Linked DNA regions of Homo sapiens: region 1 is linked to region 2. A link is an interaction called in ENCODE POLR2A ChIA-PET data of the cell type or tissue named here. Cell type or tissue: PC-3. All regions are shown on one strand. Each heading gives the region's core, and the rest is flanking DNA. Links, peaks and the distances in the headings are about the cores only.

Region 1 (5,386 bases), core at 273-5,272, 140 kb before region 2:
TTAATGTGGTCCTTGCTCTACCAGTTACTACACATTCAAAGTTTGTAAAATACTTTCAGCTTTTGTCAGGTTAAAATCCCATACTGACTCAACTGAAGGACATAGATCAAAAATGGAAATGCCATTTGATAAATGTGCTTGTCTAAAATTCATGAAATGCTAAAAATTAACTTCTTAAAAATCCAACATTTCTTTGTGACTAGATTCAGAAATTCACCCAAGGTAGAATAAAAACCTCTAGAAAGGTAAAGTACCCAGGGAATATTTCCTGCCCCTAAATCTTTTTTCTTCTTTTTTTCTTTTTTTTTCAGAAAAAGTCTCGCTCTTGTCCCCCAGGCTAGAGTGCAATGGCGCAATCTTGGCTCACTGCCCCCTCGGCCTCCCAGGTTCTAGCAATTCTCCTGCCTCAGCCTCCTGCGCAGCTGGGATTACAGGCGCCTGCCACCACACCCAGCTAATTTTTGTATTTGAAGTAGAGATAGGGTTTCACCATGTTGGCCAGGCTTGTCTTGAACTCCTGACCCCAGGTGAGCCGCCCCCCTTGGCCTCCCAAAGTGCTGGATTACAGGCATGAGCCACCGTGCCCGGCCTCCTGCCCCTAAATCTTTTGAAGAACACTACAGCTTTCCCATTTTGTTTACACCTATACTCCCTAATACCATTATTTGCTTTTACACATAGCTATCCTATTTTTTTTTTAATAAAAAGGTAAACCTCTACTGCTCCCATATTTTAACCAATAGCTTATTGGATATTCTGTGTAAAGTCTATATCAATTTCCTTCTTAATGAAATATGAATCTGGGCTTCTAAGGCAAATAGTGGTGGGCTACTCTCCTGTTAGTGGCACCCCATGGAAAAAATTTCTAAGGGCAAAGTGAATGAATCAAGGTCGTCAACAGTTTTACTGATCTTTACTCATCTTTTGATGCCATGGACTGGTACCAAGTATGAGCTAAGCTCTTTGAATTCAAAACATAACCCCAGCTATTGATTTTAATAGAGAACTAGCTCCTTATCATTAAACGTGTGAGGGTCTGTGGGAACCTTGTTTATATGGGTCTGATAACAGTGCTTACTGGAATTATAAGGGGCATGCCCTGACCCCCTGCACACAAAGAGTTTCAGATTACTTTTGGGTAAATTGAATGCATAAAGAAGAAAACAATAAGCATTCCTCCATGCGCAGGCAACGTGATTCATGGCCTCACAACAGTAATTATAACAGAGCCTGGCCTTGCTGTCTATTTATAGTACTATCAGAAATAAGAACTGGAGCTCAATGTTTTCAAAACAAAAGCTATAATTTTTGAAAATGACTTTTAACATTATATTTGAGAATACAACTTTCTCCGTTAACTAAGGGTACATTTTACAGTACCAAAAGTACTGTAAAAGAAGTTATATTAATTAGATTTTATCCTTCTGAGAGTACTTTAGTGGGAATTATTTTAATGGCATGAGAGATTTGCTAACACTGATTCTGAATTTTTTTAAATGAAAATAGGTCTGGGACAGTGTTTCTCAATCTTGGGTTATGAGTAGACCATCTTTTAAAATGTATAAACTATGTTATATTGAATACATACGAAAGAATATATATAATTGATAAGCAAGGTATGAAGTGTGTGCGTGTGTGTGTGTGTGTGTGTGTGTGTGTGTTTTCAAGACAGGATCTCATTCTGTCACCCAGGCTGGAATGCAGTGGTACAATCATGGAGGCTGCTACTGTAGCCTCCAACTCCTGGGCTTAAGCAAACTTCCCCTCTCAGCTTCCGGAGTAATTAGGACTACAGGCATGTGCCACCTTGCCTGGCTAATTTTTATTTTCATAGAGATGGGGTCTCACTGTGTTGCCTAGACTGGTCTCAAACTCCTGGCCTCAAGTGATCCTCCTTTCTTGGCCTCCCAAAGTGTTGGGATTACAGGAATGAACCACCATGCCCAGCCAATGTTTTTTAAATGAACCTATCACCTAGCTTAAGAAGTAGGACATGGTCGCACAATGATGAAACCCACTGTGGACTCCCTTTCTTCCACTCCAACCCCCTGAAGAATCCACTAGCCAGTTTTGAGCTTAGCTTTGCTTTATATTTTCAAAAATACTTTTACCACATATGAACCCATCACTAAACAACATACTGTTCAAATTTACTTTATAAAAATTGCTTTATACACTCTATAATAGTCTACAGCTTGCTTTCTTAACTCAATTTTGTTGCTGTAACTCATTCCTGTTGTTCCTTATAGTTCTCGTTTGTTTGTTTCAGCTGCTCTATAATATTCCATTGTGTGAATATACTTCAATAGATTGAGCTAGTCTTCTGCCTACATTTTGATTATTTCCTGTTTTTTCACTATGATGATGCTGCCATGACCATTTTTTAACATTGAAAGTTATTTTTTTCTGAGATACTTCATCAGTGCTTTAGATTTTCGCTATTTCCATAGGTGTACAGTGGCATCTCATTTTTAAAAAACATGCAATTCCCAATTGACATATGAGATTGAGCTTATTTTCATAATATTTTTGCATATGCTTATTTGCTACCTGAATATCTTTTTTCTTGAGGTGTCTTCTGATCTTTTGCCCATTTTTGTTAAATTGAGTATTCATTTTCTTATTGTTGAGTTTTCAGAGTTCTCTGTGTGTTTTGGATATAAGTCCTATGTCACACGTGTGTTTTGCAAAGATTTTCTCCCAGTCTGTAATTTGCCTTTTCATTCTCTTAGCTGTGTCTTTCACGTGGCAGAAGTTTTACATTTTAATGAAGTCCAACTTATCAGTTTTTTTTCTTTCATGGATTATGCTTTTGGCAGTATATCTAAGAACCCATTGCTAGACCCAAGTTCACCTAGATTGACTCCTATGTTACCTCCCAGAGGTTTTATAGTTTTGCATTTTACATTAGGCCTATGATTCATTTTAAGCTAATGTTTGTGAAAAGTATAAGGTCTGTGTCTGGATTCATTTTGTTGCATGTAGATGTCCAGTTGTTCCGGCACCATTTGTTGAAAAAAACTGGTTTTTTTTTTCTCAATTGAACTGTCGTTGCTCCTTTGACCAGGGTCAGTTGATTATATTAGTGTGTGTCTGTTCCTGAGCTCTCTATTCTGTTTTTTGATCTGTTTGTTATTCTTATGCCAATATCACACTGTTTTCACTACTGTGCTTTATAATAATCTTGAAATCAAGTAATGCCAGTCCTCTGAGTTTGTTCTATTTCTTTAATATTATGTTGGCTATTCTGAGTCTTTTGCCTTTCCAGATAAACTTTATAATTAGTTTATCAATAACCACAAATAACTTTCTGGGATTTTGATTTGGATTGCATTAAACCTATAGATCAAGTTGGGAAGAACTGGTATCTTAGTACTGTCAGAACTTCCCAGCCATGGGCATAGAATATCTCTCTATTAATTTAGATCTTCTTTGATTTATTTTTTTAAAAATCAGAGTTCTTGTGGATAAAATTTTGCTATGAATTCACTTTCTTTAACAGATGTGGAAGTATCCAGTTTATCTACTTCTTGACTGGCATTTGATAGTTTCTGACTTTCCAGGGATTTATTAATTTTATATGAATTGTCAAATTTATTGGTATAAAATTGTTAATAATATTCCTTTATTATACTTTTAATATGTGCAGATTGTGTAGTGATGCCCCTTCTTTCATTCCTGATGTTGAATATTTGTGTTATCACACCCCAACCCCGTACTGATTAATCTGTCTAGAGGTACATCAATTTTATTTATCTCCTCAATGTACCAGCTTTGTGTTGCATTTACTTTCTGTGTTGTTTATCTGTCTTCTATTTCATTGATTTCTGCTCTGATTGTTACTATTTTCTTTCTTCTGCTTACTTTGTGTTTCATTAATCTTCTTTTTCTAGTTTTTTAAGGTGAGAGCTGAGGTCATGGTTTTGAATCCTGTCTTATTTTCTAACAGAGGTGGTGAGTGCTATAACGTTTCCCCTAATTATTGCTTTAGCAGAATCCCAAAACATTTGATATGTTGTGCTTTCCTTTCCATTCAGCTTAAAATACTTACTAGGAGAAGCACTTGCAAAATGGTAAAGTTAGTACTTCTCAAAATCTGCCCCTTTGTAAAAACAAGGAGATCACTGGCAAAAATTGTCAAAATTCAGAATTCTGGCAATTAACCAAAGGCTTGCAACAATCTAAGGAGTGTTTATTCAAGAACATCAGATGAACCTCAGTAAGAGCAGTGACCTTTGTGGAGTGACCCTGTCCCCATCCCTTGCTCTATAGCTCCATGGTAGCCTTGAAAACCTATAGCCTTTCACTATAGTAGCTATGAAAACCAGCAGCCTAGCAGCCACGGCAATGGGCAGAATGGATTTGGAGCTCCCCCCAAAAGCCCCATCCCCAGAGAATTGTCATATTTGACATCTCTGGAAACTCCCTGGAAAAGCTCCATTCTCAAAGCTTGTCTTTATTTTACCTCACTGAGAGCATGTTCCATGCAAACAACCTTTTCACCAGAGCATTTGTAAAAATCAATGAATAGCAATGGTTTAACATCACCACTGCTGGAGGCAGCATGAGGCTGACCAAAAATCTTAAAAGGAAAAACTGGGGAGTGAGATATCCATAAAGGGCTTTGAAAAATTCCAACATATTTCTGAGATTCTAGGAGGCCACATGCATGCTTAGGGTTGTGTGCATGCCCAGGAAAGAATTGAGAAGGCTCCAGTTTCTCACCTTAGGCTGATCTTGAGGCTCCGTGCAAAATTTGGTTTTAGAGAGGCTAAAGTTCATCTTTAGGAAGATTAAAGCAAAGTTGTAAATTGCCTGCCAGATCACTGAAGGCATGCCTCAACATACACCGTAGCCATTTGGCAAAGGTTGGAAGACTTACTGGTTCAAATTCCTTAAGGAAATCTCTATCCAACCATTACCCAACCACTAAGCTAACTATAGAGACTTCAGTAGTTACATGCAAAAAATATAGACCTTATAGAATTATGTAGAAAAGACACTAAGCAAACAAACAGCAGCAGCAACAATAACAGTCACAAACAACCCCACTCTGGGAGAAGGGGAATCTGATTACCAAAGTCGCTACATTTTATTATGTAAAGTGTCCAGTTTTCAAGAACAACAAAAAATGAGACATGCAAAGAAGCATGACGATATGGCCCCCAAAAAGGGGAAAAACAGCCAATAGAGACTGTCTCTGAGGAAACCCAGATGTTGGACTTACGAGACAAAGAGTTTAAATATGTTCAAAGAACTAACAGAAACTATGTCTAAGGAATTAAAGGTAATTATGATGTCTCATCAAATATCAATACATAGAAACTATTTTAAAAACTAGCTATTTCAAAGTATAAAAGAACTGAAATTAAAATTTAGTAGAAGA
Region 2 (5,386 bases), core at 255-5,254:
TTAAAGCCATTAATTTAAAATATTCTTTTTTTTTTTTTTTTGGAGACAGAGTTTTGCTCTTGTTGCCCAGGCTGCATTCGCTCTTGTTGCGCAATGGTGCAATCTCAGCTCACTGCAACCTCCACCTCCTGGGTTCAAGCGATTCTCCTGCCTCAGCCTGCTGAGTAGCTGCGATTACAGGCATGTGCCACTACGCCCAGCTAACTTTGTATTTTTAGTAGAGAAGGGGTTTCTCCATGTTGGTCAGGCTGGTCTCAAACTCCCAACCTCAGGTGATCCACCCACCTCGGCCTCCCAAAGTGCTGGGATTACAGTCATGAGCCACTGTGCCGGGCCATTAAAATATTCATTTAATAGTGACTATAAATTAAGGAAAATAAAAAGGTAGACATTTTTTCATGAAAATTTTGGTGTTCTAAGCAAAAATTAACAAGTGGAATCTAATTAAACTAAAAAGCTTCTGCACAGCAAAAGAAACTATTATCATAGTGAACAGACAACCTAAAGAATGGGAGGAAATTTTGCAATCTATCCATCTGACCAAGGGCTAATATCCAGAATCTACAAAGAACTTAAACAAATTTACAAGAAAAAAACAAACCACCCCATTAAAAAGTGGGCAAAAGACATGAACAGACACTTCTCAAAAGAAGACATCTGTGCAGCCAACAAATATATGAAAAACAGCTCAGCATCACTGATCATTAGAGAAACGCAAATCAAAACCACAATAAGATACCATCTAATACCAGTTAGAATGGCGATTATTAAAATGTCAAGAAATAACAGATGCTGGCGAGGCTGGAGAAACAGGAACACTTTTACACTGTTGGTGGGAATGTAAATTAGTTCAACCACTGTGGAAGACAGTGTGGAGATTCCTCAAAGACCCAGAACCAGAAATACCATTTGACCCAGCAATCCCATTACTGGGTATATGCCCAAAAAAATATAAATCATTCTATTATAAAGATACACGCACACGTATGTTTATTGCAGCACTATTCACAATAGCAAAGACATGGAATCAACCCAAATGCCCATCAATGATAGACTAGATAAAGAAAATGTGGTACATATACACCATGGAATACTATGCAGCCTTAAAAAGGAACAAGATCATGTCCTTTGCAGGGACATGGATGGATATGGAAGCCACTATCCTCAGCAAACTAACACAGGAACAGAAAAAAAAAACAAACACCACATGTTCTCACTTACAAGTAGGGGCTGAACAATGAGAGCACATGTACACAGGGAGGGGAACAGCACACACTGGGGCCTGTTGGGTGGATGAGGGGCAAGAGAGTATCCGGATAAATAGCTAATGCATGCAAGGCTTAATACCTGGGTGATGGGTTGATGGGTGGAGCAAACCACCATGGCACACATTTACCTAACAAACCTGCACACTCTGCACAGGTATCCCAGAACTTAAAATAAAATTTAAAAAAATTTTGCTCTTCCATTTAAATTGTTCGGTGACTTAAAATAGTTTGAAAATTCTGCCTTAAAAAATCTTCTCTCAGGCAATTTATTATGAATTACTAATACAAAATTTGACTATGAGAACTTCTCTATTTTATGATCCCATTTCAGTATTTTCATTGTTTAAAACAAGATTTACTGCAAACATAATTAGAATACTACTGGGTTTAATGTATCTTTACCACTGGCTTCTAAGACCACCAAAAGAAAATGTGTTAAACTAACACTCACTGTCCTAATTCTGTTCCCCTAGAGCCATACAAAACAACTCTTCTTTTGCTTCCACATTAAAGAGCCCTCTAAATGTTCTAAGACCACTAATTCTTCTACCTTCTCTCCTCCCAGCTAAGCTGCCTGAGTCCTTCAGCTTTCCTCTTGTGATGTGGTTTCCAGGCTCGTCACCATCCTGGCCTCCCTCAGGTCACACTCCAGCTGGCCAGTACTCTAAACAAAGTCTGACTACAATAGCCCTAGATAGAAAGTCTGAGATTAACAAGTCATCTGCTTGCCAGTTTATCAGCTATCAATCAAATCCTGAAAAGGCTGCATTTCACAGCTAACTTTAGCTGAACATTTAAAATGCTTAGAAAGTGTGAATTATATTTTTGCTTAAACAGTCAGATATGAGACATCAAACTGAAGCCTGATGTAATTCACATGGCAAATGCCAACAACTACTATCTGACCTCGAAGTCAGGAGAGAAGCCGGGGAGGGGCTCTGAGCCAGGTCGTTTAGAGTGAATCACCCTTTCCACCTGATTCCTTCTTCCCTCTCCCATCAGCACTACAAACTAGGTAACTAGGTGAGCTCTGACTCCCTTGGGAATATGAGATCCTCTGTCAATCCACACCAAGCATCTTGTTTGTATATCACTTTCTCCCTGGCACTACATAGATACATAATAGGTTTATTAATGTTCTTGACTAAATTCATAAGTTTTGGGGGAAAGTATATAAATAAGTGCAGAAAATTATAAGCCTCAAATATCTCTGATTTAACCTTTAATAAAATTAACAACATTTATGTTCTAGTTACCATATAATTTAAGTTAAAGCTATACTTATTCTTTATATTTTCATCATACAGTTCCGCTTTTGTCTATGACTATTTGCTAAGGGCAAAGAACTTTACCATGCAACTGAAAGATTTATTTTAATAGTTTCAAGGTCTGTTAACTTGTAACTCACATTATGAATGTTAGTCACAGAAGATTTTATTTGCTAAGATGTTTGCTGTAGGAACTGTTTGTTCATGTCAAGTTGTAAATCCTGCCTGGGATAGAAGCTTAAGGTAATTTCCAATTTGGGTAGTAATTAACTCACTCTCAGTGACTTAGCTATGGAACTCCCTGGGCATGTAAGAGGCATGGCTTTGCTTGTTAGACTGAAAGCATCAATCAATATCCTTTATCTTGGCTTTTTACGTTCAAGGCATAATAAACTTTGAGGTCTCACAGATTTCTTTTTACAAGGCCATGTAACTTTTTAAAGAAAGAATCCATTAGTAGGAAGCATGTGTTACTCATCATCATACCTTTCAGAACACCTGGCTCAGAGTTTTCTGAATCATGGGCTCAACAACATTAATTGAAGTGAACCTGCTATTCCTTAACAGCAGCTCTGACTTAAGGCTACATTTCATTGCAACTAAAATGGAACATGAATAGTAAGTCAGAGAACTCTCACTTCTTCACTAGGTTTGGTAATATTTGTTTCGGAATACACACTGGGACATGGCATCTAATAAACTCAGAAAATATAATTTCCCTGCAACAAAAAAAGTGTATTAATTGTGTAACCACAGTCACCTTAGAAGTCAGCTTGGCATAACTATGGTTTTATTTCTACTTATATACACACTGAGTGTCCCCTAAATCAAGCAAGTGTAAACAAAGAAAAAAGGGAGGATTTACTGCTTCATGTAGTGCAGAAGGTCTTGGGCATGGCTGAACTCAGAGGCTCAGACACTCATCAGGACTCTCTCCTTCCCTAGGCTTACTTTCCTCTGTGCTGGCTCCATTCTCAGAACGACTCTTCCTGATGGTACTTGCTCTACAGTACCAAGTACTGTGATCTTAGGATGACAGCCTTTCTGCTCACAACCCAAAAGGAAGACAGGCTCTCTATCAAATCTCAAGGAAGATCATGGTTGACTTTGCTAGGACCACATGTCTCTCCTGGGGCAGGAAGTAAGGCCTCATGATGGACAAGACCCCAAGAAGTGGGGGAAAGAGTTCCCCATTCCCCATAGGAAATTAGGCTGTGCAGATCAATGCTGCAAGTCTACTCAAAAATTCAAGGTCTGACATTCCAAGTGCCTTTTTATCTCTACTGCATAAGGTAGAAATAAAAGCATAGTTCTGCCAAGCTGACTTTTTTTTTTTTTTTTTTTTTTGAGACAAGGCCTCACTTTGTCACCCAGGCTGGAGTACAGTGGTGCAATCATGGCACTTCAGCCTCCCGAGTAGTTGGGACTACAGGTACACATTATCACACCCAGTTAATTTTTGCCATGTTGCCCAAGCTCAAGCTGACTTCTTACTGCGGCTATGCAATTAACACACTATTTGCTGCAAAGAAATTTATATTTACTGAGTCTATTATATGCCAAGCACAGTGTCAGGAATTTTATAGGCATTAGCTTATTTAATTTTCTCAATAGGTAGATACTGTTTAAGACAAATGCACAGAAAAAAATCTTAGAGAAGTTAAACGGTAAATGTCAGAACCAAAAGTGCAAACTGAGCCATTTTGTCTCTAGAGCCTCCATTTTTCTACCATATAGACATTGAGAATTTTGAAACTCTTTTGAGTTGGGCTGTCATCATCACTGCTTATCTTTTATTTTTTATTTCATTATTTTACTATAAATATTTCCCAAGAGCACTTGGGATAATTTGGTCTTATTAAAATGCAAATCCATGGCTGGGTGCAGTGGCTCACATCTATAATCCCAATACTCTGGGAGGCCGAGGTGGGAGGATCACTTGAGGCCAGGAGTTTGAGACCTGCTTGGGCCATCTCTTTAATAATAATAATAATAATAATAATAATGTCCCAGGAAGGAGTAATTCAGATATGAAACTTTCTTTTATTAGCCAAAAGCTTTCGGTATATCAGAGTCCTGCTGCTTCTTTCATGGCCCCCCAGGAAGATGACACAGGACAGACCACATCACACTGCTGAAGGACAGGGCTTTTGGATACAGCTCATGGCAGTCAATGGCTCTACTGGGGGCTGGGAATAATTCTACAACCTTGCTATTCCTCATGGAAATTATTCAACATTTGATGGTAGAATCCTGCAAACTCTAAAAATGTCAGAATAACAAGAAGGAATCCAGTTACCACATAGCCTATGAATTAATAGATGGAATCAGGAAGGTAAGATAAGAATAGTAAGTACTAGCATTTGCTCTAATGTTCCTTTACTTGATTTTAGAAACATAAGCCTCCTAATTACAAATTATTTAATAAAGGGAAAATCTAACCTTTAGTGACTATGGTTAAATGTTTGTTTTACCTTGCACACCATTCCTGCTGCTACCACAATATTACCCACAGAAATCTTACGCAAAATGTAGTCTCAGGTTACACACAATACCTCTGGCTTCACTGCTTCAGAAAGAGGGCAGCAGATGCTGAGCTGCCTAGGATCCCAGCCTTCTACCAGCTCTCAGCCCCATGGCACCCCGGGAGACTGTAACTGAGAAATCCCCCACACTTCTGGCTTTCAGCAACTTGCACTCTTAAATGAGACAGGGAGCATCTATTTTCTAACAGTTGCATTTAATAAGCAGTCTTGAACATAATCCTAGCATAGTACTTGGCACACAGTAAACATTAAATAAATTAAGAGGAGGAGAAAAAGAGGGGAAGTCAAAGAGGAAGATTTGGAG

Evidence for each region. Peaks named below come from ENCODE experiments on the same cell type or tissue, not always from the same donor. Only the 100,000 strongest peaks of a DNase experiment are listed, where the experiment ranks them.
Region 1: POLR2A ChIA-PET joins it to region 2 with 15 read pairs; 2 of 35 experiments call an interaction of 5 or more read pairs at or near these places.

What each region holds. Positions count from the first base shown.
Region 1 is chr6:131,394,084-131,399,469 of GRCh38, reverse strand. The region is part of intron 3 of LOC105378005 (a long non-coding RNA gene); the gene reads left to right. Among named protein-coding and RNA genes, the nearest start is that of ARG1, 180 kb to the left of the region's middle. In PC-3, for the core only: no CTCF peak of the experiment used is centred there; no DNase peak of the experiment used is centred there.
Region 2 is chr6:131,255,865-131,261,250 of GRCh38, reverse strand. The region is part of intron 7 of AKAP7 (A-kinase anchoring protein 7); the gene reads right to left. Among named protein-coding and RNA genes, the nearest start is that of AKAP7, 120 kb to the right of the region's middle. In PC-3, for the core only: no CTCF peak of the experiment used is centred there; no DNase peak of the experiment used is centred there; H3K27ac peaks cover 3,150 bases.